5 separate regions of the Homo sapiens genome follow, and regions 1, 2, 4 and 5 are each linked to region 3. A link is a contact called in ENCODE Hi-C or POLR2A ChIA-PET data. All regions are on one chromosome and are shown on one strand. The core of a region is the stretch at or near the end of the contact, and the rest is flanking DNA. Distances in the headings are between cores, read along the strand shown. Region 1 holds the start of RNF11 (ring finger protein 11). Region 2 holds the start of SHISAL2A (shisa like 2A). Region 3 holds the start of KTI12 (KTI12 chromatin associated homolog). Region 4 holds the start of ZYG11A (zyg-11 family member A, cell cycle regulator). Region 5 holds the start of TUT4 (terminal uridylyl transferase 4).

Region 1 (5,219 bases), core at 1,578-4,077, 800 kb after region 3:
GTCTCTATTTTTTTAAAAATAGAAGGGGGTGAGGGTAGGGAGCATAAGAGATTTTAAAATAAAAACTTCATGCCAGATGCGGTGGCTCATGCCTGTAATCCTAGCACTTTGGGAGACTGAGGTGGGTGGACTGCTTGAGGTCAGGAGTTCAAGACCAGCCTGACCAACATGGTGAAACCCCGTCTTTACTAAAAATACAAAAATTAGCTAGGTGTGGTGGCACGCGCCTGTAATCCCAGCTACTCAGGAGGCTGAGGCAGGAGAATCGCTAGAACCCGGGAGGTGGAGGTTGCAGTAAGCAGTGAGATTGTGCCACTGCACTCCAGCCGGGGTGACAGAGCGAGACTCCATCTCATTAAAAAAAAAAAGTTAAATAAGCACTTTTGTTGTATAGTAAACATAGGAGGGAAAGACAGTGAAGGATAAACATAGCTTGCTTGCTTCACTCAAAGGTACTTGTAAAGACACCCAGATTCAGCTTTGATTTTTAAGAGACTACCCTGTGACAACTTACTTTGGAAAAAATATTTGTGTAAATACAGAAAATACTAAATTCAACTTCATTAATTAATTCAGCATTTAGGTGCTTATGTGCCAGAAACTGAGCGAGGGGAGAGTCCCTGTTCTCAAGGGCTTTTACTCGTAATTTATCTCCCAGTTACTGAGTCCCTACTGAGGCAGATGCGAGGGATACAACAGCAAACCGGAAACACAGATTCTCTACCTTCACGCAGCTTGCACTGAAGGAGGCGATTACAAGGATGAGACACACATCTAACAAAGATACAACACTAAAGTGTTATAGATATTGCTTATGGAAGTGTAGAGGTTTCAGTGGGGACACAAGGGATTCGGGCTGGGAAGGAAGGGAATGCTGGGACTTCAGACATGAAAGCTGAGTTCTCAAAGAGGATTAGATGTCCACCTGGCTGACCCGGGCGAAGGGCTCCAAGCAGAGAGGAACTGGAGCAAAACAAAGCTGTGAACAGCCTGGTGTATTTGGTAGGCCTGGAATATAGAACGTAAGAGGGAGAAGTCATGGAGGCTTCTGTAATACCACAATCAAGACTGGACCTTACTGGTATATATGAAATGCCCCCAGAAGAATTTTATTCAGAAAACGAGCATATATATGATCAGGTTTTTCTGGTGTGATGAGACATTGGTTTACACAGGAATGAGAAAAGAAAACACTAGATAATGATGTCATCACATGAAACAACAAAGGAGCCTACCCAGTCAGAAAACTAAACTCTTCAGGAAGAAATTAAGCACTACTACTATTGAAGCCCTCTGGAAAAGGGTGTATTCAATATCATCTAAAATGGAAAAAGTACAGGAAAGGTTTTCACACATCTATTGTGGATTATAACATCCACATACCTATTTTGAGTTTAAGAGGTCTTCACTCGAATTCTGCAACACATCTGGGACTACTGATTATTGTACAAAAAGCAGTACAACGTATTTAGGAGAGTCTTTGATACAAAGGGAGAACACGAGTAACCGAAGGAATTTCCCAAGCCAGGTTTAAAGGTTTCCAAAGTTCAAGCTAATCAAGTTTTCTTAAGTCAGCACGTTTAAAAGGTGTGTCATATGGGTGGAGCAAAAAGAGGAGGGATTAAAATTTATATACATATATATATATATATATATACACATATATATATATATACACACACACACAAGTAACTCGATGTCGCTAGGGTTAAAATCACCACTTGGAGATCCGTCTCCCAAGCAGAGGGAAAACCTGCCAGATCCAATTAACAAAAAGACGAGGGAGGTGGGTAAGAGGACGACCACACATGAAAACATAAATGGGGCGGGGGGGTGGTGCTTGGCAACCACCTATCCAGAACCCATAATCCAGTTGGCGGTGCGATGAGGAAATCATACGATTCAGACATAAAGACAGGAAAATGTCACTCCCAAACTCCACAAGCGAACCACCAGACACTGGCCAAGGGGATGTGATCACATACTCTGATCCCAGAACTCAAGGGCAGAGGGTATCATCCCCACACGGTGCCCGAGGGCAGGCGAAGAATCAACCTTACTCTGAGATCAGAGAGCAAATGCCCTCAGATCCAGCCCTAAGGGGTCAATGCCGCCCAGGCCAGGCCTTGCCGAAGCCAGGGGCAGAGACGGCCCCGAAGCCCCCTCAATCTCCGCCAGAGCTGCCTCTACTCGCTCCCCCCAACACACACCCTCCCCTACCTGATATGGCGGCGGCGGCTCCTGATCCGGCTCCGTCCCCTCGCCAAAGCTAGCCCGGTCGGACTGAGACTCGTGAAGCAGGGAGATGTCATCCGAGGTGGGGGATTTGAGGCAGTTCCCCATCTTCCGGAGCTGGGGTGCGTGATCTGGGGGAGGAGAAAGCAGCGGTGGGGTCGTTCGCACACTCCGCGGTCCGCCTCGGTTGGCGAGGTGGGGTCGGGCGACAGGCCGGGGATCAGGCGGAGGCGACTCCACCGCCCCACGGTGCCGCCGAGGGGCCGCTCATGCCAGCCCCCGGGGTTGGGGGATCAAGGCTGGGCCGCGGGCTCCGCTGGGGTCGCGGCGTTCGCCTCCTGCGAGGCAGCGATGGGGGGGGGGGGGCGGGGAGACGAAGCACTTCCCCACCCCGCCCCCCCGCGGGGCGGCGGCGGCCACGGAGCTGCTGGGCCTAATCCAGGTCAGCGGGGGGGGGCGCGGCCGTCGCGGCTGCCTCAGCTGCTGCCTCAGCTGCTGCTGCCCCCGCCGACGCCGGAGCCACGGCCGCGGGCCTCATCCTACTCCGCCTCAGCGAGACGGCGGCAGCCAGAACGAGGCCGGCTCGGGCACTGCGTCATCGCGCCGTGCGTGCTCTGGTCCCGCCCCCGGCGCCAGGAGGCGAGGGCGGCTCCGGCGGCGCCCATCCCCCTCTCCACTAGCAGCTGTTCTCGGTGCTGCGTCAATTTTTGCTTCTCTCTGACTGCTTGGCTCCGTACCTGGCTCCGAAACCAATCTCCCGTCTCCCGCGCCTCCCCACATTCATTGCTCCTGCCCCGTCTAGGGCTCAGTTCTTACCTGTGCACTGCCTGACAGTCTTCTCACCACCCTCCGCCAAGCGGTCTATTTATATAAACCCATATCGGAATGGATCAGTCCCATGATTAAAATGTTAAAAGCTTCCCCTTTATCCCTTCACAATAAAGTCCTAGCTCGTTACTGAACCATCCCTGCCTGTCCAATCACGTCCTTATCCTTCCACATCACAGCCAGAGAGATTATTCTTCCAGTTGTATATCAGATTGTTCATTTCTTTCCAGTCCCAGCACCAAAGTCCAAGCCACCATCATCTCTCACCTTGGCTTCTGCAATAGACTCTCAGCTGTTCCTGAGTTCATCATTGCCCACATCCAATTCACTGTTGGCACAGTTGACAGAGTTATCTTTTTAAAATTTAAATCGGATCATGTCATTCTCCTGTTAAAACCTTCAGTGTCTCCTCAAGGCTGTCCTTAAGACAATCCTTAAATGGTTTACAAATCTGACTCCCTTTCAATCTCATTAGCAGCATTGTCACCTCCTTCACAAATTCTAAACTAGACTCTCTAAAATGCTTTTCGTTATCTGGAATACTATTGCCTCTGCCTGGGGCCTTTGTCCATATTGTTTCTCTCACAGAAACCCACTTCCCTCCACTCCCAACCTTTCTGCTTCTCATCAGGCTAATCATTATTCTCAGGAATCCTTCTGGATGCAACTTCATTTCCCCTGGGGAGACTCTCCTGACCCTCCAGTCTGGGTTAGTCGCATCCTGTGTGCTCTCAGACCCTGAGCTTTTCTCTGTCACAGCCTGATCAAGCTGAATCATCTGTCCCTCTGTGCAAGGCTGGCACACTGCCCAAGGTAGAGTATGCTCTCTCCTTGGTTGAATGAGCAGCTCAAACAACATATGCAAAAGAAGGAAGCAAGAAGGATGACAGTGCTCCTGATAGACGTTCATTCAACAGGTGGATCTTGACTGCCTTTCGTTTCATTCACCATTTACTGAAGTTGTGTGTGCGTGTGTATACCAGACCCCACGCTAAGGACTGGGGAAAAGGATGATCATACCTGGCTTGTTCCTGATAGAGCCCAGAGACCACCTGGGAAGACAAGTAATCAGGTGAGTCCTAAGCCCACACCCTGCCACGGACCCCAAGGTTTTTAGAGGAACTGAAAGACAGCAATTAGTTCATTTGAGTGAGGAACAGAAAGGATTCTTAGAGGTAGGGCTATATTAAACTCGAATGGGTCTGAACACTCTTACTCTGCAGTCCCTATTCTACGAAGTCACTATCTTATTTAAATGCACTCAAATTCCACATTAAATATCACCTTTTTGATATAAAATTTTTGAAAAGACTCATAATTTTGGGCCAGGCGTGGTGGCTTACGTCTGTAATCCCAGCAATTTGGGAGGTCAAGGCGGGTGGATCACTTGAGGTCAGGGATTCGAGAGTAGCCTGGCCAACATGGTGAAACCCCATCTCTACTAAAAATACAAAAACTAGCCAGGTGTGCTGGTGCACGCCTGTAGTCCCAGCTACTCGGGAGGGTGAGGCAGGAAAACCGCTTGAACCTGGGAGGTGGAAGTTGCAGCGCAGTGAGCCCAGATTGTGCCACTGCACTCTAGCGTGGGCGAGGGAGTGAGTAAGACTCAGTCTCAAAAAAAAAAGGAAGGAGAAAGAGAGAGAGAGAGAAGGGAGGCAGGAAGGAAGGAAAGAAGGAAGGGAGAGAAAGAGAAAGAGAAAAGAGAAAGAAAAGAAAGAAAGAAAGAAAAGAAAGAAAGAAAGAAAGAAAGAAAAAGAAAAAGAAAGGAAAGAAGGAAAGAAAGAACAAACTGACTCACAATTTTGGTTTTGGAATTGTTGAGCTTCCAAGAACTCATTTAATTTATGATTGGCTAAATTTACCAGAAATCAGAGGTACCCTGGAATTTTTACAAAGTGAGAAAATTTACCCCACAAATTATTGTCAAACCTAAAGAAATTTTTATTAATAATAATTTATACAATTATTTGACATAATATTTACACAGTGCTAGAATTTGTAGACATTGTTTGTTTGTTTTGGAGACAGGGTCTCACTCTGTCACCCAGGCTGGCTTGATCGAGGCTCACTGCAGCTTCAACCTCCTGGGCTCAGGTGATCCTCCTGCTTCAGGCCTCTCCAGTAACTAGAACTACAGATGCACACCACCATGCCTT
Region 2 (5,080 bases), core at 859-3,358, 600 kb before region 3:
TGCAAAACCTGTTGTTCTCAGTGCATTGGTTTTTTTGGGCAGCAAGCAAAATGAACTTGTCAAGTGAATACCATTGTATCTCTAAATAAACTGTGAGTTCCTCAGGGGCAGGGAATAATTGATTTTTGTGTCTCCAATACCTTGCAAAGTGCCTGGCACAAAGTAAAGGCTAGAATGAATGAATGAATGAATGAATATATGGATGAACAGAAAATACATTAATATAATTCCCTGGGTTATAGATAGCACAAATATGTAGGATCTGATAACCTGGCCATCTGAAAATCATTTAGAATTGTGGATCGAGTCACCTAGAAAAAGCAATAATATTTGTAATTGTCATTGGCATATGTCAAGTTGATTTCAGCTCTGTTATGTATGTCATTTGACCGTTACCACTGCCTTAGTCAGAAATCAGGGCAATGATTGATCATCCTACTGCCCGTTTGATAGATGAAAAGCCAGAGACTTGAGAAGTTTTCGTGGCATAGGACACTGTCCTTTCCCACCCAGAGGGCAGCAGCCTCTGCTCATATACCTCCAGGGACAGGAAAATCACTAACTACTGAGATGGCCCACTCAATTTTTGCTGATGCCTGTTTCCCAAAGTAGGCTGAGGATCAAGTTCCATTCTCCAGGTAAGGCCTTTGGAGACCCAGGGGGATTGAGACCTATTACCCTCTCAAGCCAACACTTAGGCTCCAGGAATGCAACCTCTTCCCTGAACAAATGGGGAAACTGAGGTCCTATGGGTGGAGAGTCAACACTTCTATGAATATGGCCTGAGCTAGCTTCTGCACTATGCCATTGTCTCATGATGAACTTGGAGGCAGCTCTGACTCCCGAGTCTTCTGCCTTAGCTTGAGGATGGGGTACATCCCCAGCACTCACCACAGGGCTTGGCACACACCAAGTGCTCAGTAGAGAGTGCCCGAAAGAATGACTAAATACAAAAGGGAACCAAGGGTTGACGCTGGGCTGAGGCTGGGGTTGGGGTGTAGCACCAGGCGAGGGTTAAGTCTGGAGGTTGAGGTTTGGATGTAGATCTAGATATTAATAATATTTGGAGTCAGGATGTGGGAGAAGAGCTGAGGTGGGACTGCAGGCAGGACAGAAGAGGAGGTTGGGGCTGGTGATAGAATAAGGTCTGGGGTCAGTACTGGGGAGTGTGGAAAGTCAGGAATAAGGCTGGTGTTGATATTAGGAAGGGCACCTTGGTGGGATGATGATTGGGGTGGAGTTGGGCTGCCTGTGAATGTTTGAAGATGGAAGTTGCTGTTAGGGGGAGGCTTGATATGTGATTTGGGGTTGGGATGAGGGTGGTGATGGAATGAAGTTTGGGGTGGGGATAGAGTGAGGATTGTTTTGGATTAGAGGAGGGGGAGGTCCGAGCATGGCTCTAAATAATGGTTGGGGTCAGGATGAGGAAATCGAGCTGAGATGGGGTTTCACGGGGTGGTTGATGCTGTGGGCATGAGGACGGTAAGGACTAGAGCTTGCTGCTGATGTTCAGGTGGACACTCGGGTGGGGGCTGAGGCTGGGGTGAAGGCGCTGAGACTGGAGTGGGGTTCAAGGTAGGGTGAGGGCCAGGGACGGTACCTGAGCCACCACATGTAGCTGTGCTCGTAGGGGAAGAAGCTGTGCGGGTCGTCGCAGCAGTACTTGTGGTCGCGGAAGCCGCAGCAGAAGACAGCGGCCGCCTCGCCCCCCGGCCGCGGGCAGCTGAAGCCGCGCACCACCTCCTGCTCTGCGCTCACGTAGCTCGTGCAGGCGCCGCTCATCGCGCCCCGCGCCCAGCCCGCCGCCACCTCGGGCCACCAGACGGCCGGCTAGAGCCCGGCGGGGAAGCGAGGGACCGAGCGAGACGGAGCTGAGCCTGAGAACGGCAGAGACGAAGAGACCCAGGGGCCGAGAGAAGCCGAGACAGAGACAGCAGCGCGGGGCCCCGAGGACCGAGCGGCGGCCAGGTGCCCGGCCCGCGCGGAGGGGTAGGGGCAGGCGGGGCGGGCGGCGGGGGCCGGCGGCGGGAGTGACGGCTGCTGGAACGCGGCAGGAGCCGGAGCGGACGCGGGGAGCTGGGCCGGGAGCCGCGTGCTCGCCTGGCTCTGCCTGCGCTTCCTGCCCCCTCCCCACTGCGCTCCCCCTGCCTGCACGAGGGCGCTGGGTGCGCAACGACAGCACGACGCGGCCAGAGTGGCGGGGCGGGAATTCGAGGCCAGGGCGCGGGCGCCTTACCTGCACCGAGCCGGCGCCGGGAGTCTCGGGGCATTCGGGGCTGGGGCAGACAGACAAGGCACCAGCCGGCGACCACACGGCGGGGTCAGTGAGGAGAGTGAACACAACCTCACCCAACCTCCGCAAAAACCCAGGGGCCCGGGGATGTTCGCATCCGTGTTAAAGGTGAGAGCTGAGGGCCAGAGAGAAGCCATTTCCCGGAGTTCCTAAGCCCACGAGATTTTAACCGGGGGCGGCCTAGTAGGAAGTCCTTGCTCTTTCTGCGGCTTTCATGGTGCCTCTTTTCTAGCGGGCTTTTAGATGTCCTCATCATCTGGAGTCCCTGCTAGTCTCGCTGAGAGCTAGCTCGTGCACGGACAATGTCCACACTCTTCTGTTCATACTGCCTGCCACTGGCCTGGGACAAGGAGCCGAATATGGGTGTGGATGGGCCCAGACGGTAACCTCCTTCCCCACACTGACCAGCAAAGAAAGTCAGCAGACCTGTCCATTTTGAAAAATTACTTCCAGAGAACAAGGGCAGTGTTCTCACTAGCATCAGAGAACCACAGTCTGAAGGGGCTCTCAGTGCCTTGGCTTCCCCCATGTACCCTGTTGCCTTACGCCATCTGGAAGGGCTTCATACAGCACCTTCAGTGCCTTAGCTCTACATTTTTCACAGCAGTGGGTAGGGTAGGAAATAGTTACTGTGGTGCCTCGGGCACCCCCGATTCCTTCGCCCTTGGTTTGGACGTGTGGGGAACGGGCCGTGGGTATCAGGGGATCTGGGCTCCAGCCCAGCTCTACCCCTTCCCTGCTGTTTCTCTCTGAGCTTTGGGTTCCTTGTCCTCACCCAGGCCAGCTCCTCAGATGCTGATTGTGCCGCTGCCCTGACCTGGGTGGGCCCTAGGGCCCCTGAGAGGGATCAGATCTGGGCCTGCCGTTGAGAAACACACAGTCTGATGGAGGAGTCAGACTGACTGACGATCACAGCACAGGGCAGTAAAAAGGGAAATGCAAGGACCTGGACACAGAGGGGCACCATCTGAGGAAGCAGGGGAGGGCTCTGAGGGAGGCGGTGTCCTCAAGAGTCACTGTAAGGTCAAATATGAAAGCTGGAGGGAACTGTTATTATCCTCCAGAACATTCCTCCCCTGAGCTGTGGGTCTGAGCAGACTGGGAGCTGGAGAGCCTACACTAATGAGGGTGCACTTCAGCCTCTTTATCAGATGGAGAGTACAGGGGAGGAATCCTCTGGGAGGGAGAGGCTTCCTGGAGGCCTGGAGATCAGCTGGGAGGAAGAAAGCGCTCTGCCCTGGCTTTTGGCAAAACTAGAAAGCCTCCAACAATTTCCAAAACCCTCTCCCAGCCAAGAATTAATTTGTTCCTCCCAACAGCCCTCTGGGGTGAGCCACGCAGGGGTGAATGTGCCTGAAATAACAAGTCCAATACCACACAGCGATCAATGGCCCAGGCAGGGCTGATACCCATGTCTGTCTCCATGTCCCCCTTGGCAGTCTGATGAAGCCTATGAACCCCTATTCAGAATAGTGGGTTTTTTTTTGTTTTTGTTTTTTGTGTTTTGTTTTGAGATGGAGTCTCACTTTGTCATCCAGGCTGGAATCTCGGCTCACTGCAACCTCTGTCTCCAGGGTTCAAGTGATTCTCCTGCCTCAGCCTCCCAAGCAGCTGGGATTACAGGCATGCGTCACCACGCCTGGCTAATTTTTGTATTTTCAGTAGAGACAGGGTTTCACCATGTTGCCCAGGCTGGTCTTGAACTCCTGACCTCAAGTGATCCACCCACCTCAGCCTCCCAAAGTGCTGGGATTACAGGTGTGAGCCACCGCACCAGGCCACAAATAATGTTTTTAACTAAAAAAAAAAATTATTTAGGGTTACAGAGGATACCAATTATATTGAATCATGATTTGTCCTACTTTTTAAAAAGTGTCAATAAGATCTAGAGATGAGTCTATTAATTACTATAATTTTGAAGTGGTGAATGAAAATAACTAGTATTTCAATATGTCTCTACTGTAATACAATATGAAAATATCTGTGATTTCTATTGGTGACAAAGTCACAAGCACTACTAATACTATCGTGGGTTTTCTTACCAATATGCATGATGAAAGAAAATACTGAATTTCAGTTAGAGGTAATGCATACCAAGGATGTGATTTTTCCCACGTAAATTCATGAACCTTCTACACTCTATCCAGAGGCTCCTTGGGCTCCATGGACTCTATGTGAACATCCTCTCATGTCTCTGTTCTAGCTCCTACTTTAATGCTTTTTCCTTCATTATATGCATTGTGTTCCTTCATTCTGTTCTCCTGCAGACACTTATTACAGAGCTATGATGTGCCAGGCAATACCCATCCTGTATGTCATGTAGTCCTTGAAAACTTCCTTTGAGGTAGGTGTTAGTCTTCCCATTTTGCAGACAAGGTAACTGAGAGAGAGGTTAAATAATTTACCCAAAGCCACATAGCCAGTAACTGATCAGAGTCCTGTACCGCCTCTTCCTCCCTTCCCAAATGAGGCCTGGGGCCAGAGTCCCCAACTCCAGAAGGGAAAAAAGGCATAGGAGGGAAGCGTGGGCAGGGAGAAATATTTATGGAGAACACACTGTGAATGGGAAATTGTGCTCTGTGCTTTTCATTATCTATCTTTACACCAACTATGTGTAGTATTACTTTCTTCATTAAGAAAAATTAAAAATAGGCCAGGTGCAGCAGTTCATGCCTGTAATCCCAGAACTTTGGGAGTCTGAGTCAGGAGGATTGCTTGAGCCCAGGAGTTTAAAATCAGCCTGGGCATGGTGGCATGCACCCGTAGTCCTAGCTACTTGGGAGGCTG
Region 3 (5,183 bases), core at 1,792-4,291:
TGATCTTGGATAAATTCAAGAGCTAATAGACACCAAACCAGAGGAATGAACAGAAGATAACTTGATGGAGATGAGTGCCAGATGATGAGGAAAAACACGTAGAAGAGGCAGTGCCAGAAAACAGATCTGGCAGAAGGTTCTAATTATTTAGAGCTGCTTTTGACTTATTTTACAACATGGACCCTTCTAAGATATGTGCCCTGAAACTAAAGCAAAGAAAAAAGATTGGTATTGTATAGAAACATTTTTAGAGAAATGAAAAAGCAACAAAATCAGACAGAAATTATATTTCCATAAAGTTACACCAAGTGTGCCTGCCTGTTCTACCTCCCCTTCCACCCTCTTCTGCCTCTGCCATCCTGAGACAGCAAGACCAACCTCTCCTCTTCCTCTTCCTCCTCCTCCTCAGCCTACTCAGTGTGAAGACAAGGATGAAGACCTTTATGAGTATCCATTTCCACTTAATGAATACTAAATATATTTTTGCTTCTTTATGATTTTCTTTTTCTTCTTTTTTGCCCCCCTGCTTCCTGGAAAGATTTTCTTAATAACATTTTCTTTTCTCTAGTTTACTTTATTGTAAGAATACAATATATAATATTACATTCAAAATATGTGTTAACTGAATATATTATTAGTAAGGCTTCCAGTCAACAGTAGGCTATTAATAGTTAAGTTTTAGGGAGTCAAAAGGTATATGCTGATTTTTGATGGTGTCAGGGGTCAGTGCCCCTCATCCTGGGGTTGTTCAAGGGTCAGCTGTACTAAGTGCTACTGTGCATTAGGCATTAAATTATGCAAATCAACTCATTTAACTCTCACAACAACTTTTTGAGATTGGTATTATTGTTATCTTAATTTTAGAGATGAAAAAAGTAAGGCACCGTTTTTTCTAAGTTTACTAAAATAACTTGCCCAAGAGCACACAGCTAGCAAGTGGCAGACCCAAGCACTCTGGCTTCAGAGCCTGCTCTTTAAACCTGTATACCATACTGCCTGCTAGAATCAAGTTGAATAGTCTGTAAAGTCTCAAGTAGGTTTAGTTTATGCACAGACAATTCAGTGCATAAGGAGGAGGAAAAGGCAGGGCAGGGGAGGGAAAGCTAAGCACTGGTCTGTGTTTACTTTTTTTTTGTTTGAGACAGAGTTTCGCTCTTATTGCCCAGGCTGGAGTGCAGTGGTGCGATCTAGGCTCACTGCAACCTCCGCATCCCGGGTTCAAGCAATTCTCCTGCCTCAGCCTCCTCAGTAATGGGATTACAGGCACACGCTACCCCACCCGACTAATTTTTTAAAAAGTATTTTTAGTAGAGACAGGGTTTCACCATGTTGGCCAGACTGGTCTCGAGCTCCTGACCTCAGGTGATCTACCCTCTGCCTCCCAAAGTGCTGGGATTACAGGCGCGAGCCACCATGCCGGGCCTGTGTTTACATTTATTTAACCCTCACAACAACCTACAGATTGGTAAACCTGTGAAATAGCAGTTGTTATTTTATAGAAGGGGAAATTGAAGTACAGAAAAGTTACATAATTTGCCAGTAGTTACAACACTAGTAAGTGGAGGAGCCAAGACTTGAATGTTTTTTACTATACTGTACAAGAGAGATACAAAGACCCCAGTATATGTGCATCTACAATATACACACATGCACAGGCACACTCACATTTCTGCACCTACCATCCTATAGTGCTTGCTGTTTATACAAGAGATCCAACAGTTTCATGGCTCTGGGTCTCAAACCTACAATAATAGAGTTGCCAGATTGAGCAAATAAAAATAACGGATGGCCAGGCACAGTGGCTCATGCCTTTAACCCCAGCACTTTGGGAAGCCAAGGCCAGTGGATCACCTGGGGTCAGGAGTTTGAGACCAGCCTGGCCAACATAGTGAAACCCCGTCTCTACTAAAAATACAAAAATTAGCCAGATATGGTGGCGCACACCCATAGTCCCAGCTACTTGGGAGGCTGAGACAGGAGAATCGCTTGAACTCAGGAGGTGGAGGTTGCAGGGAGCTGAGATCATACCACTGTGGTCCAGGCTGGGTGACAGAGCGAGGCTCCATCTCAAAAAATAATAATAATAAAATAAAATAAAGGATGCAGGCCAGGCACCTTGGCTCACACACCTGTATTCCCAGTACTTTGGGAGGCAGAGGTGGCACAATTACTTGAGCCCAGGAGTTTGAGACCAGCCTTAGCAACATACAACCTCATCTCTAAAAAAGAAAAAATAAATAATAATAATAAATTAAAGATGCCCAGTTAAATTTGAAGTTTAGATAAGCACCAAATAATTTTAAATATGTCTATGCAATATTTGGGACACACTTAAGCTTAAAAATGTTTTTGGTGTTTATCTGAAATTCAAATGTAACTGGGCATCCTGTATTTTATCTGGCAACCCTACTAAGGAGAAAAATTCCTATTTGTCTTTCAAGTTCTAAGTCAAATGACTATTTCTACATAAAGTCTTCAGTGATTTCTCTGGGTAGTTTGTTTTTCCCTTCTGTTCTTTTATAACCTCACCTGCATCTATCCATTATAGTATTTATTACTCTGATTGTAGGCGCCTGATCCTTCCCATTCAGACCTTTTATCTTTTGTGGGGAAAGCGTTTTATGTTCATCTCTGAATTCCCAACCTTGGAGATGTTGAATGATTGAAATGGTAATTGAATAAACATTTACTGAGAGCCAGTAGGTTTAAGAGGAGGAATGAAGGAGAACCAGCATTTATTAATTGCCTTCTATATGCTAAATATAGTGCTGATTGCTTACAATATTTAATGCCCCTTAGGCCTTATTAATAAAATGGACGGGCAGTCTTTCGCTGCAGGAAGATCACATTCTCCTGAGGCCTATAACATTTGGCATAAATAACTGATGCCATTATAGTCTCTGTATCTCCTTTCTGAGAAAGCTGAACCTGGGCCTAGCTGGCGTAGAACTCCTGTTTCCATAGAAACAAGAGGGTCTGTAAAAGTCAAGGGAGACAGGAAGAGCAGTTTGCACTTCCGGCTTACGTCGGAGACGCGTACAACCCGGAAGTTGGCGCAGCGCGGTTGCCAATGGTCGCTCCCTGAGAGGATGCCGCTCGTGGTGTTTTGCGGGCTGCCGTACAGCGGCAAGAGCCGGCGTGCTGAAGAGTTGCGCGTGGCGCTGGCTGCCGAGGGCCGCGCGGTGTACGTGGTGGACGACGCAGCTGTCCTGGGCGCAGAGGACCCAGCGGTGTACGGCGATTCTGCCCGTGAGAAGGCATTGCGTGGAGCTCTGCGAGCCTCCGTGGAACGGCGCCTGAGTCGCCACGACGTGGTCATCCTGGACTCGCTTAACTACATCAAAGGTTTCCGTTACGAGCTCTACTGCCTGGCACGGGCGGCGCGCACCCCGCTCTGCCTGGTCTACTGCGTACGGCCCGGCGGCCCGATCGCGGGACCTCAGGTGGCGGGCGCGAACGAGAACCCTGGCCGGAACGTCAGTGTGAGTTGGCGGCCACGCGCTGAGGAGGACGGGAGAGCCCAGGCGGCGGGCAGCAGCGTCCTCAGGGAACTGCATACTGCGGACTCTGTAGTAAATGGAAGTGCCCAGGCCGACGTACCCAAGGAACTGGAGCGAGAAGAATCCGGGGCTGCGGAGTCTCCAGCTCTTGTGACTCCGGATTCAGAGAAATCTGCAAAGCATGGGTCCGGTGCCTTTTACTCTCCCGAACTCCTGGAGGCCCTAACGCTGCGCTTTGAGGCTCCCGATTCTCGGAATCGCTGGGACCGGCCTTTATTCACTTTGGTGGGCCTAGAGGAGCCGTTGCCCCTGGCGGGGATCCGCTCTGCCCTGTTTGAGAACCGGGCCCCACCACCCCATCAGTCTACGCAGTCCCAGCCCCTCGCCTCCGGCAGCTTTCTGCACCAGTTGGACCAGGTCACGAGTCAAGTACTGGCCGGATTGATGGAAGCGCAGAAGAGCGCTGTCCCCGGGGACTTGCTCACGCTTCCTGGTACCACAGAGCACTTGCGGTTTACCCGGCCCTTGACCATGGCAGAACTGAGTCGCCTTCGTCGCCAGTTTATTTCGTACACTAAAATGCATCCCAACAATGAGAACTTGCCGCAACTGGCCAACATGTTTCTTCAGTATTTGAGCCAGAGCCTGCACTGACCAGAGGAGGTAGGGGGGAAGCCATGGCTTCTGATCTCCACTCCACTTTATTTCTCTGGGAAAAATAGGCTGCAGGTCTCCAGAGCATATCGATGCAGTACTGTACTAGAGCTGTTGTGACTGATTCACTCAAACTTTCCTGCATACCCCTGTGCCAGGCCTTGGGTTTACAGCATAAGTTCAGACTAAAGAGAATGGAGAACTATTGTGGTGCAACCTGGCAAATCCCTCAGAGGACAGAGCTAAGGTGGACAGGGATTACCTAGATTGGATCCTACTTGGGCTATCACAGAGCATTGACCATTGGCTTCCCTCATCTGAGGCGTGGGAGAGCAGACTGGATAGATGAGAATTGTTTTAAAACAATTGTGAACAGAAACTGAAGATGGTACAGTTCTACATCTGCACCTGCCCTTTTTTCATACCACAAAAGTATTTTTTGAGTACTGTACTGACTTTTTGCTAGTTTCTATTCTGGGACCGAGTTCACAGATAAATCCATTGGTTTGTATCCTTGAGAAACTTTGTTTTTGTGGAAGTAAGAAAGTTATCTACTAGATTATTTCCTCTAATAAAATCTTTTAAAATAGTCTACTGGAATCTCTTTCACTTAATGTTCCCTGTGTAACTTCATGTAACATTTTAGGTATACTTGTCATTGTTCTGCCTTTAAGTGAAGTAGTATTTTGATAGTTCTGAGAGAGTAGATGTTTTGAGCTACTCTACAGTAATTATATTATGACAATTTCCGTAACTGTTTTGCTTCATTCTGCATTTCAAGGCAAATATCATTGTAAGCTTGTCTTTCATTCTTCATTGATTTCATTGAACAAATGGTAGGTACCTACTTTAACAGTGGCTGTGATTTTCAAAGACCAATTAGATACAGTGTTTTTGCTCTTGAGATATGTGGTGAGAAGCCGGGTGTGGTGGCTCATACTTGTAATCCCAGCACTTTGGGAGTCCAAAATCGAGGTCAGGAGTTCGAGACCAGCCTGGCCAACGTGGCAAAACCTCGTCTCTATTAAC
Region 4 (5,715 bases), core at 2,172-4,671, 810 kb before region 3:
GGGGTCCACACTTTGAAAACAGCTACCTTTGAGTGACTATTAAAGAGTAAGAAGGAGAAAGGGAGAGAAAGAGAGAACTACTAAGTCAAAAGAGAACATGGTATTTTCTAAATAATTCAAAAGAAAAGGAAAAAACAAGACAAATGGAACATATATAGCAACACAGTAGACTTAACCCCAACAATACTGATAATTATATTTATTCTAATTAAAAAGCACAGAAAGGCCGGGCACAGTGGCTCACATCTGGAATCCCAGAACTTTGGGAGGCTGAGGCCAGAAGTCTGAGACTAGCCTGGGCAACAAAGCAAGACTCAGCCTCTACAAAAAATAAAAAACAGCCAGGCATGGTGGTGCACACCTATAGTCTAGCTACTAGGGAGGCTGAGGAGGGAGGATGAGCTATGATCACAGACTGCACTCAAACCTGGGCAACAGAGTGAGACTCTCTCCTCCCTGCAAAAATCAATTTAAAAAATACATTTTTAATTAAAAAAATTAAAATGTTTACTTTCCTGTCCTCTGTAAAAAAAAAAAAAAAAAAATTCAAAAATAAAGGCTGGGTGCAGTGGTTCACGCCTGTAATCCCAGCACTTTGGGTGGTCAAGATGGGCAGGTCGCTTGAGGCCAGGAGTTCAGGACCAGCCTGGGCAACATGGTGAAACCCCGCCTCTACAAAAATACCTGTCTCTACAAAAATACAAAAATTAGCCAGGAAATGGTGGCACACACTTGTAGTCCCAGCTACTCAGGAGGCTGAGGCGAGAGAATCGCTTGAACCCGGGAGGCGGAGGTTGCAGTGAGTCAAGATTGTACCACTGTACTCCAGCCTGAGTGACAGAGCAAGGCTCCGTCTCAAAAAAAAAAAAAAAAGCACAGACCATTAGGCTACATACAAATGCAAGATTGCTGTTTACAAGAGACACAATTTAAAACATACAGTTGTTAAACACTAGACACAAGGAAACTGGAGTGACTACACTGTCAGAAAAAATGAGGCTTCTGGACAAGAATATTGCTAGAGATCAAGATGGACATTTCTTAATGATAAAAGGGCCAATTCATCAAGCAGAATTAACATTCCTAAATGCATACGAACTTACTAATAGCTTCAAAATTCATGAAGCAAAAAATTGAAAAGATATGGGAGGCCAAGGCAAGAGGATTGCTTGAGCCGGAGTTCAAAGACCAGCCTGGACAATAGGGAAACCACCGTCTTAATTAAAAATAAAAAATTAAAAGGATAAAAAGAAAATAATATGACTGTGTAGAAAATCTTTAAAAATTTACAAAAAAATAAAGAAAACTAAGTGACTTTGGCCAGGCTGTAGGATACAAGATCAATATACAAAAATCAATTTTATGTATTCTTATATATACACAAGGTAATATAAAGTTTTAAAAAATATTTGCTGGCCGGGCACGGTGGCTCATGCCTGTAATCCCAGCACTTTGGGAGACTCCGTCTCAAAAAAAAAAAGTATTTACAATAGTATCAAGAACAGGAACAAATTTAACAAAATGTGAAAAGACTTTTATATTAAAAACTACAAAACATTGCTAAGAGAAGATTAAAATGACATAAATGGAAATAATTGTATGTATGTTTCATAGGGAAAAAAGTATTCATGCAATATTTGTGTAATTAAAATAATTAATTAAAAATAAATAAAATCCTTAACAAAGAAAATGAGATATACCCAGAACTAGACAGAGAAAATGGGTGTGAGTACTTTTGTAAAGAAATCTTGTTTCGATTCCAAGCAGGAAAAAATGTGCTTGAGACGATGCTAGCACACACGTAAAAAATCCAAGTTTTCCATTAATTACAAATCCACAAATTATATAACTTTTCTAAATGAGTTCAAAAGATTACAGGCTAGATCACTGCAGGGCACAAAGTCTTCCAACAAGGCGTTAATATGTAAAGCACAACCTTAATCAGAACATTTCCTTCTCTCCATAAATTTTGGGTCGAGCCTTCACCACTCAATCCCTCGAGTTCCCCAAGGGTGGCCCTTGGCGGGTTTTTTCCAAAGTGGGGCCAGAGGTCTGAACACCTGAGGTGAAATTCAAGTTCACGAGCAAGTCAACTAAATTTCAGAGCTCCCAACTTCCCTACATCGGTAAAATGGAGCCTAGCAAAGCCTACAAAAGACTAGGGGTTACCAGACTGCTTTAGAAAGGCGACACTTGGCCGGGCACGGTGGCTGACGCCTGTAATCCCAGCACTCTGGGAGGCCGAGGCGGGTAGATCACGAGGTCTGGAGTTCGAAACCATCCTGGCCAACATGGTGAAACCCCGTCTCTACTAAAAATACAAAAAATGAGTCGGGCATGGTGGCACGCGCCTGTAGTCCCACCTACTCGGGAGGCTGAGGCAGAAGAATCGCTTGAACCCCGGAGGCGGAGGTTGCAGTGGGCCCAGATCGCGCCACTGCACTCCAGCCTGGTGACAGAGCGAGACTCCGTCTCAAAAAAAAAAAAAAAAAGAAAGAAAGAAAAGAAAGGCGACACTTAACACACAGCAGGCGCTAAACACACATTCTTTGGGTTTGCATTTTGTCCAGAGCTAAGAGTAACAGGCATTCGGCAAAGGCTGGGGACGGGACGGGGACGGGGGCGGACGCGCGGAACTGAAAGAATCTCAGACTTCGGGTTCCAGTTCCCCCAGCCGGACTAAGCTACTCGCCCGGCCCCGGGCCCAAAGGCCTCAGGTGGTAACGGCCAAAGGGTCACCGCCTCCGCGGGGCGCTGCGTCCACAACACGGGTGGGGAAACGGTCAAGGTTTGCGGCGTTTGGGTTCATGACTGCAAAAACACCGTCCACTACGGGCCAAGCCGAGTGCCATGCCCTGCACCTACGTCTAAGCTCACAGCAGCCCGCACTGGGGCGAGGAATCCTGAGGAGGCTCGCCCCGGTCTCTGGGACTGGGCTCTCGCCGCGCTGCCTCAGGGCGCAAGTTCCACGCGCTTCGCCGGGCGCAGAAAAGCACCCCCCGCTCCGCGGCGCCCAGGCCGCCTCCCCCGACAACGCACCTCCGCAGCGACGCCTGCGCCTGGAAGGGGCTCGGCATCTAGACCGCAGCCCCGCGCGGGCCACACTCCCCAGCAAGTGCCTCGGCAGCGTCCCAGGAGACTCGCCGCGCTCGCCGGAGCTGGACGTGGCGCCGAGGTCCGCGTCGCCGCCCGCACCCCGGTGCTCACCTGTACCACGCAGCAGCCCAGGGCATCCTTCTGAGCGTCAGGAGGGACGATGTTCCGGGGCGTGTGGCCCGGGTGCAAGAAATGAACCATGGCAACCCCGGCGGCGGGGCGTCAAAAAGAGAGCCGGCGTCGAGCCGGAGCCCGGATCCCGCGAGAACCAAGCGGGCGGCTGCCAGGACGCGCCCACCACGCCTGCGAGGCACACGGAGCTAGCGCCGCGCCCTGCCGGCGAGCTTTTGAAATGCCCGGCGAGGCGACGCGCACGCGGGGGCCGGCCCGCCGCAGACCCCACCCCCCGGGCGGCCTCCTAGCCCCATCCGCCCTCCGACACGCCGCTGCCGGGGCCAACCGTTCTCCTCCCGCCTCCCCAGCCTCCCCAGCCTCCCCAGACCAACCTGCCACGACCCAGCCGCTCACCCACTCCTTCCCAGCCCTGCACCTCAGGGCTTGAGAGGATATTCCCCGAGGACCGGCTGTGTAGGTTTGGGGAATACTGTATATATATATACATGTACACACACACACACACACACACACACACACACACACACACATATTCATTATTTCTATATATGTATATATTTTTTAAAGCTTTCATACATTAAAATATATATTTCAAAGACTTTGCCCCTGAAAATCTGGCAACAGCACCTCTCTAACGGTCCTCTCTGTTTCAACTCCTTAGAGTATCTGGATAAATCAAATATAAAACGAATACAAAATATTGGCAAGTATCTACCAAAAAATCTATTTAGCTTTCTTGTTACTTAAAAAGTACTCGAGAAGACCCTTATAACCTGCTCCAAGAAAGAAACCCCGAGAGACCCTTCTAACTTTCTCCAGGAAAGAAACTCCACAAGTTAGTACACATTAGCTAATTTAAGAGAAAGCAATACCTTGGAAAAGGAAAGTTCTCAAGAGCATGAGCCTTGGAGTTTGAATCCTGAATTAGAATGCCCGCTCAGCCATCTAGTGTTTGAGAACCTGGAGCAAGATTCTTGATGTCTCTGAAGCTCAACTTCCTCATCAGTAAAATAGAATGAGAATGCTTTATCTCACAGACTTAATGTAAGGATTAAATAATGTATGTAAAACACATCACAATGCTTTTTACATAGTAAGTCCTTGATAAGTGGATTGGATTCAGATGTTAAAATTATTTTTAAGTACTTTGCCTAATGCTTTTCTTTCATTTATTTATTCTTTTATTTAATCCACTTACTACAAGAAGAAAAAAAATCCTGTGCTGTAGGTATCATCCCCATTTTTCTCACAGGGAAACTGAAGAACTGACAGGTTGAATAGACAACACGTTTTTTGGCCAGCTGATGAGTGGCCAACCTGGGAGTCAAAATTGAGTTTTCTTACTGCAAGTCCAATCAATATGCTTTTTTTTTTTTTTTTTTTTTAGACGGAGTCTCGCTCTGTTGCCCAGGCTGGAGTGCAGTGACGCGATCTCAGCTCACAGCAACCTCCGCCTCCTGGGTTCAAGTGATTCTCCTGCCTCAGCCTCCCAAGCAGCTGGGACTCCAGGCGCGCGCCACCACACCCGGCTAATTTTTGTATTTTTAGTAGAGACAGCGTTTCACCATGTTGGCCAGGATGGTCTAGATCTCCTGACCTGGTGATCCGCACGCCTCGGCGTCTCAAAATGTTGGGATTACAGGCGTGAGCCACCGTGCCCCCGCCAATATGCTTTTGTTAACGGTGGAGGGTGTTCATGTTCTTGGTGTCTTGAACAAAGAATTGGACAAAACGCACAAACAAGGAAGGAATGAAGGGATTTATTGAAAATGAAAGTACACTCCACAATGCCACAATGTGGGAGTGGGCCCGAGCACTGGGGCTCAAAGACCCCGTTACAGAATTTTTGGGAGTTTAAATACCCTCTACTTGGGGTATGCCCTATGTAAATGACGAGGATGAAGGAAAGTTACAGTCATTTCCTCGGCTTTTGCCCAATGGAGAGGATATTTCCTATTACAGCTGAAGTGTGAATTTCAGCAATTTTAACTTTAATATAGAACCTGGTAAGTTATGTTCTCATAAGGTTTGACTATTTCCAGCATATCTAGAGGTGTGGCCAACTGCATATGTCCCAGGCCTTACCGAGCTAGAAAACAGGCAAGTTAAACAATTTTCAAAAGCCAAGGAAGCAGTTTATGACCTTAAAGCATTTAGCAAACCTAATATTTGAACATAATTTTGACCACATGTTTACATTTTGAAGACATTTGTATTTTATCAATAATCTTTAAACCCATCTTTATTTCCCAAAGATTACCCAAGTCACATGAACTAAATAAAAGGCATTATGTTTTTCACTTTTCTGACAAAATATTTTATTTAAGCTCTTATTATTAAACCAATTAATTTAAAACGTAACACATGAGGCCAGGCACGGTGGCTCATGCCTGTAATCCCAGCACTATGGGAGGCCGAGATGGGTGGATCGCCTGAAGTCAGGAGTTCAAGACCAGCCTGGCCAACATAGTGAAACCCAATCTC
Region 5 (5,732 bases), core at 1,053-3,552, 520 kb before region 3:
CAACTATGTAGGTATCAGAAGGAATACCTTGTAAGTATCTGTGCTGAAGTGTACAATCTATTGGGGTCACGGAATTCAGAGAATAGAGGGATCACATTCAGTGGAGTGCAGAGGAGGGGTGGTAATCAGGAAGATTTAATAAAGAAGGTAGAGGTTGAGCTGGGTCTTGGGGAATAAGCAAGGTAGTAGAAGAGAGTATCTGGAGGGGATAAGGGCAGAGAGGCACTGAAATTTTCAGTCTGGCCCCAGTTTTCTTTTCCAGATTCATTATCTTCTGCACACTCCAGAGTCAATGCTGCCCTCTGAATCACAGACATGTGTCTGGCACACAGCAGACAGATCTTCAAGGTCCAGCTTTTAGTTCTTCCACGGAAGTCTCACCAAAGTGGAATTTATCACACTCTCCTCTGGATTTGCCCAGCCCTTTGTTAATAAGACCTGTTGCTTTTATTGTAGCTCACCTGCTTGCTCAATGGGGAACTTTTTGGAGACAGGAAGCAATGATTTGTCTTTGTTTCCCTAGGCACCTAACAACGCTTTGCTCTTAAGTAATTAGGAAATGTTTACTCAATTGAACTTGTTCTAAGGACACTGCTATCACTGAATTGAAGGGCATGTCGGTATCTTCTTAGTGTCTCTATAGGCTTTAGGCTTTCAGCCGGGTGAAGTAGGGATTTTTTCTTTGTTTCCAGGCTAGTCAAGCGAAGCAGGGATACAGATTAAGAATTTGCAGATGAGGAAACTCAAGAGGGTACATTTGCTCAAAGGCATCATGTTGATAAACGCCAAAACCAGGTAGGGCTCTTTTGACTTGAAATCCAGTCCTCTATCCATTATACCTGGGCCTTGTAGCATCAGCCAGATTGGGGTAAAATGCACTAACTCTGAACCCTAGTTTTTTCATCCGTAAATGAGAGCAACAGTACGTAACTCACAGGGCTATCGTGAAGTGGAGCGTCCCTCTGTGACCTCTAACCAGTCCCAGCCTGAGTCACATTATAAGAAAATTTATAAGGCACTATCTTGTAAATACTTAAGATTTAACATCTTCCCTTCACCTCTACGTCCACTCTTTTCATACCTTTTTCCTGCCTAGCATGTGTCAAACTCAAAGGACTGGGCACAGAGCACAGAGGTTGTGTGCTTTGTCCAGCTTTGAGGTCAGAGATTGGCTAAATAATCTCTGAGGCTGGGGTCTTAAAAAAAAACAACAAAAAACAAAACTAACAAAACCTTAAGTCCGTTCCGCCCGTGACTTTAAATAATTATGTAGAGGAATGTAATACGTTAAAAGCAAGGGGATGAGGGGGCCCATTGATGGTAGATGGTTTTATGCCCGCCTGCAGCTAAAGAAATGATTTCTAAAACCTCTTTTGGGGGTGGGAGATGGAGTGCTCCAGAGATTTCTCTTCGAGCTCCTTCATTCCTGAACTGCCTGCCTTTTCAAAGGAAAAAAGGTCCAGCTGCGGTGGGCTGGAGGCCGTGGTGAGTGGGTGGGGGTCGACCCTGGCGGCTTCCTCTGCCCCGCTCCCTACCGTTGCTCCGAAGCCCGCTTGGGCTTCCGAGGGTCCGCCGAGGCTCGGGCCACGCCCAGTCCGAGTGCCAGGCCAGAGGGTACCCATTCCAGGCCGGCCTTCCTCCCCAGGGGGAGCAGCCTTGGGAGCGAGGCGCCGAGGCGGCCCTCGGGCTCGGCTTCCAGCTCGGGGGCCTCGGCAGAGACTAGGAACCAGACTGGGGCAGCACTGGGGCGCCCGCCACCCCCACCCACTCCGGCAAGCGGGCGAATCAGCGCGGCTAACCCGCGGCGCCCAGGCGGGCTGCGGGACCTCGCGACCTCCGCTCGGCGGCCCCGCCCCTGCCCGCGAGCCCCGGGTGGCTCCCTCCTCCCCTCTGCCAGCGGCCCGCCCCCTCCTCGCGAGCTAACGAGTGTCTCTCGCGCGCTCCCTTCCCTCCGCGTGGGTGTGAGTGCGCGATCCTCCTACCTCGGCCTTCTCCCCATTGTTTCTTCGCGGCCACCACGAGACCCCTCCCCCCAGTGCTGTTTCCCCCCTCCCCCGCCCCGGTGTAAACGGTGCCTGTGGGGCCCCCCGAACGAAGGGAGGGGGCACCCCTGAACCCTTCCCTCTGCGCGTAGCTCCTCCTCTCCCGGGCCAGGACCCCATTACAGGCTCTGTCCTCTCCCCTCCCCCTCTCCCCCGGCAACCGCTCTCCCTCGCCCCCTCCCCTCAGCGGGTCCTCCTCTTTCTCTCCCTCTCCCTCTCCCTCCTCCTCCCCCTCCCCATCCCTTCCCCCCCACAATGCAGTTCGCGGCGCGGCGGACATGGCGGTGGAGTCCTGAGCTAGTCGTGTCCCGGCCTCCAGCGGCGGCAGCGGCGACGGCGGCGGCAGCAGGAGGCGGAGGGAGAGCAGGAGCCACTGAGATGAGGAGGCGTCGCGCGCGCCTGTAGCTCGCGGGCCTCGCAGGTACGAGGTTCCGGCCGCGGGGCAGCGTCGGGTACCGAGGGGGTGTGCTCGGGAAGGCCGGGCGGCCCCCGGTTCGCCCTCCCCAGGTGCCGCGCTTCGCAGGTGTCGGGGGCCTGGCCTGAGAGCGTCTCAGCCGCCCCCTGGGGGCCTGACACTTCTTTCTTTCCTGGAACGGGCTTCGGGTGTCCCAGGGGAAGGCTGAGATAAGGGAGGTGGGGACGGCGGCCTGGGCGGCCTGAGGAGGGCATTGGGGCGCTTTGGGGACGAACTCCACACTGTGGCTGGGGCTCCCGGTCCCGGACCGAAACCTGTTGTAGACCAGCGGGGCGGATTTTGAGTTAACGGGATTGGTTTGAACATTTCTGTTGGGTCCAGTTACGATTCCCTGTCATGTGTACCTTTTTCTTTCACCCTTGCTTAGACATAGGTGACTACATAATGTATATAAATGTATACACGCATATAATACATACTGAATGTTTCCCCGGGCTCGTCCTTGTAGGGAGAAGGCAGAGGTGTCTGTGTGGATTTTGTTTCTTGCTCGCCCGCCTTCTCTCTCCCCCGCCCCCCAGTCGAAAGGTGGTAATGCGCGGTTTTGACGTGGGTAACTGAGATTCGTATTTGTAAACAGATAGCGCTCTCCTAGTGTGTTGCACGCCTCTGCGAAGGGTTTCAGACTCCTGTTGGTATCTGGATTGCGAAAGAATGAGATGTTTAGACCTGAAAGAAGCACATCAGCGGGATTTCTAGTCGTACTTGAATGGGATGAATTACTGTTGTATTAACAACGTTGATTACACATTTTCTTTTCAGAAGATTTCGAAGTCTTAGATGAATTTTGCGTGAGATCTTAGATACCGTATATCTGCTTCTTCATTTTGATAGAAGTAGTAGTTCCTTACACATTTGACCTGCCCTATCGTGATCTTAAATTGTGTCCAGAAATGCAATTCGAATTGTGTATTGTTGGCATGCATTTAGTAATTAGCCCGAGTGGATCAGATGGCCTTTTATTTCCAAAGATTTTTTCCCTCCAGTCTTACAGCAGCGAAATGTTTGTAGCACTTGATGAAACAGAACATATCCTGTTTCTGTTTTTAAAGTAATGAGAACTGTTAGCTAATAAAATTGGATAATCCCAGCCAGATATGATAATTCAGAGAATACCACCGAGAGGTGTTGAATTGTGGGATGGTTTAAAAAGAAAAGCCGACTTTGTGTGTGTGTGTGTATGTGTGTGTGTGCGCGCGCGAGCGCGCTGAAATTTTCTTTAGGCTTAGAACTCATGTATGTCACTACACTGCATCGTAGTACTGATTAGTCACAACTGGTAAAATGAAATATTGATTCTCTTAAAAAGCTGTGCTTAAGATAACTCATTAGTGTCTAGTGTGCTATGTTGCTTTTATAAACAAATTTTTAAAGATTGCTTCTTAGAAACCATATACTTTGGGGAAGATAAGAATTTTAAGTCGTTTTATGCTTTAAAAATATTTATATTTAATATAAACAAAAGAAACTTACTTTTAAAACTCTTAGATAAATTTTTCTGCTGCTTGCAGTTTTTCACTTGGCTAGTGTGGAAAATGAAAAATGAAGTTTTCTTAAAATAATTCAGAAATGGAAGTGAAAGTTAATGACATTTGATGTTTTAAATCCAGCAAACATTTAAATACAGAAAAGAAATTTAAAGTATTTTCATTGTCATAGGCCAAGTTGTTAGTACAGATAAATTAACAAATATTGTCATGCATATAAGTTCAAGTTTATAAATTCTAAGTGACACCTAAAATTACATTTATTTTTAGTTGCTGGAGCTAGAACAGTACAGTGTCTACATTTTAATTTTAGACCTTTTAGAATCAAAATGTATAATTATAAATTTCTCTGATTAACAAAGAGCTGTTTAAAGAGAATTTTTATTAGCTCTCAGCAGATTCATTTTAGAGTAAGTAATTAGAATTCTTTTTTATCTCAAAGTTAATCTTGACATAAAAATAAGTACCATTAATTATGTTGTGTTCTCTACAGAATGTCAAATCAGGATCTGTTGATCAAGAAAGGTGTTTGAATTTATTCACTGTTAAAGTTTCTAGTTTCAGAGAAACAAAATAACCAACACTTACCTGTAGGGCCTGGCCAGGTGGCTCACTCACGCCTGTAATCTCAGCACTTTGGGAAGTGGAGGCGAGAGGATTGCTTGAGCGTAGGAGTTTGATATCAGTCTGAGCAGCATAGTGAGACTTTGTCACTGCCAAAAAATAAAAGAAATTAGCTGGGCGTGGTGGTGTGCGTCTGTAGTCCCAGAAGCTGAGGTAGGAGGTTTGCCTGAGCCCAGAGTTCAAGGTTGCAGTGAGGCACAGTTGCGCCACTGTACTCCAGCCTGGGCGACAGAGTAAGACCCTGTCTTAAACAAAAAAAAAAAAAAAAAAAAGCAATACTTACCTGTTAATGTTGATGCCAGAACATTTTGTTTGACAAAATAGAACTCAATGAGTTGTGTTCCTTTTTCAAATAAATTGCAAATACTTGAATTGATTAAAAAATGTTAAATTCAGTTAAAGCCACTGCAGTAGGATAGAAATACGTTCTAAAAAAGAACAATTCCAGAAAGACCTAAAAAAGTCAAAGGAAAGGGACACCATACTTTAAAACAGGATATGTAGACTTTTTGTTATTAATCTTAGAGCAATTAGAGTTGTTTACTGGGTACTAACTGAATTGTTTTAATTCTAGAATCCTAAATAATTACATAATTTGGGGGAAATGTTTAAAAACCATCATTTCTGCAGAGTATTTTTCTTTCCTTTTTTAAATCTTTATTTTATTATGTACAGACTATATTCAAATAAACCACACACTCTGAAAAAGCAGGTTCCGACTTTTCCTCCGGAGTATTTCTTACAGGCCCAAGGAGAAGAAAGGGTATATAAATGCAAAGATTAATGTTAGGATTTTTCCCCCTTAAGTGAGAGATTTGTGTGGTGTCTTATGTTCAAATTATTTTTATGTCACATCATCTCATTGGATATCTATAATTATGAGTTGAGGGAGAGAGAAGGGAACCAAAACTTTTTAGAGTGCCTGTTTTGTTCCAGGCACTGCGCTAGACACTGTTTATGCATTTTTTTTTCACTCGTTCAGTGTAACAGCCCTTTGAAACCTGTTTATAGGTGAGGAATCTTTGAGTCACAGAGGTTAGTGATTTGCTGAAGATCATAGAATTAGATTTCAAAGCAGATCTCTCTTCCTAATATAATGTATATGTG

What was found. A loop is a pair of places that touch in the nucleus more often than their neighbours do. ChIA-PET counts read pairs that join two places held with the same protein, here RNA polymerase II (POLR2A). Pooled maps may share reads with other maps.
Region 1: a map with no recorded cell type shows a loop between it and region 3 (16-fold over the local background). The contact joins the promoter of RNF11 here to the promoter of KTI12 in region 3. A Hi-C loop is called at or near these places in 2 of 37 single-sample maps with no recorded cell type and 6 of 50 pooled maps.
Region 2: a map with no recorded cell type shows a loop between it and region 3 (4-fold over the local background). The contact joins the promoter of SHISAL2A here to the promoter of KTI12 in region 3. A Hi-C loop is called at or near these places in 5 of 37 single-sample maps with no recorded cell type and 6 of 50 pooled maps. POLR2A ChIA-PET finds 5 or more read pairs at or near these places in 2 of 52 experiments (OCI-LY7 and T-cell).
Region 4: a loop to region 3 is called in a map with no recorded cell type, with 5 times the contacts of the local background. The contact joins the promoter of ZYG11A here to the promoter of KTI12 in region 3. A Hi-C loop is called at or near these places in 1 of 37 single-sample maps with no recorded cell type and 2 of 50 pooled maps. POLR2A ChIA-PET finds 5 or more read pairs at or near these places in 2 of 52 experiments (activated CD8-positive, alpha-beta T cell and naive thymus-derived CD4-positive, alpha-beta T cell).
Region 5: a loop to region 3 is called in a pooled map, with 7 times the contacts of the local background. The contact joins the promoter of TUT4 here to the promoter of KTI12 in region 3. A Hi-C loop is called at or near these places in 9 of 50 pooled maps. POLR2A ChIA-PET finds 5 or more read pairs at or near these places in 2 of 52 experiments (SK-N-SH and activated B cell).

What each region holds. Positions count from the first base shown.
Region 1 is chr1:51,233,881-51,239,099 of GRCh38, reverse strand. It overlaps RNF11 (ring finger protein 11), which reads right to left and starts at 2,827. Exons shown (of 3, transcript NM_014372.5): 1 at 2,221-2,827. The coding sequence starts at 2,343. LINC01562 (long intergenic non-protein coding RNA 1562) reads left to right here and starts at 4,004. Exons shown (of 2, transcript NR_147076.1): 1 at 4,004-4,135. RefSeq lists a silencer at 2,563-3,042.
Region 2 is chr1:52,630,196-52,635,275 of GRCh38, reverse strand. SHISAL2A (shisa like 2A) reads right to left here and starts at 2,108. Exons shown (of 3, transcript NM_001042693.3): 1 at 1,601-2,108. The coding sequence starts at 1,782. It overlaps LOC124904178 (a long non-coding RNA gene), which reads left to right and starts at 1,821. Exons shown (of 2, transcript XR_007066084.1): 1 at 1,821-1,968. RefSeq lists silencers at 1,781-1,830, 1,841-2,030, 2,121-2,230.
Region 3 is chr1:52,031,668-52,036,850 of GRCh38, reverse strand. It overlaps KTI12 (KTI12 chromatin associated homolog), which reads left to right and starts at 3,041. Exons shown (of 1, transcript NM_138417.3): 1 at 3,041-4,748. The coding sequence starts at 3,090. The coding sequence ends at 4,154. The region is part of intron 2 of TXNDC12 (thioredoxin domain containing 12); the gene reads left to right. RefSeq lists an enhancer at 3,035-3,334.
Region 4 is chr1:52,840,466-52,846,180 of GRCh38, reverse strand. It overlaps ZYG11A (zyg-11 family member A, cell cycle regulator), which reads right to left and starts at 3,421. Exons shown (of 14, transcript NM_001004339.3): 1 at 3,208-3,421. The coding sequence starts at 3,297. RefSeq lists an enhancer at 2,247-2,840 and a silencer at 3,342-3,671.
Region 5 is chr1:52,549,662-52,555,393 of GRCh38, reverse strand. It overlaps TUT4 (terminal uridylyl transferase 4), which reads left to right and starts at 2,302. Exons shown (of 30, transcript NM_001009881.3): 1 at 2,302-2,463. It overlaps LOC105378723 (a long non-coding RNA gene), which reads right to left. Exons shown (of 4, transcript XR_007066083.1): 2 at 4,590-4,714; 3 at 3,988-4,037; 4 at 2,557-3,153. RefSeq lists silencers at 1,600-1,999, 2,010-2,119, 2,160-2,289, 2,360-2,689.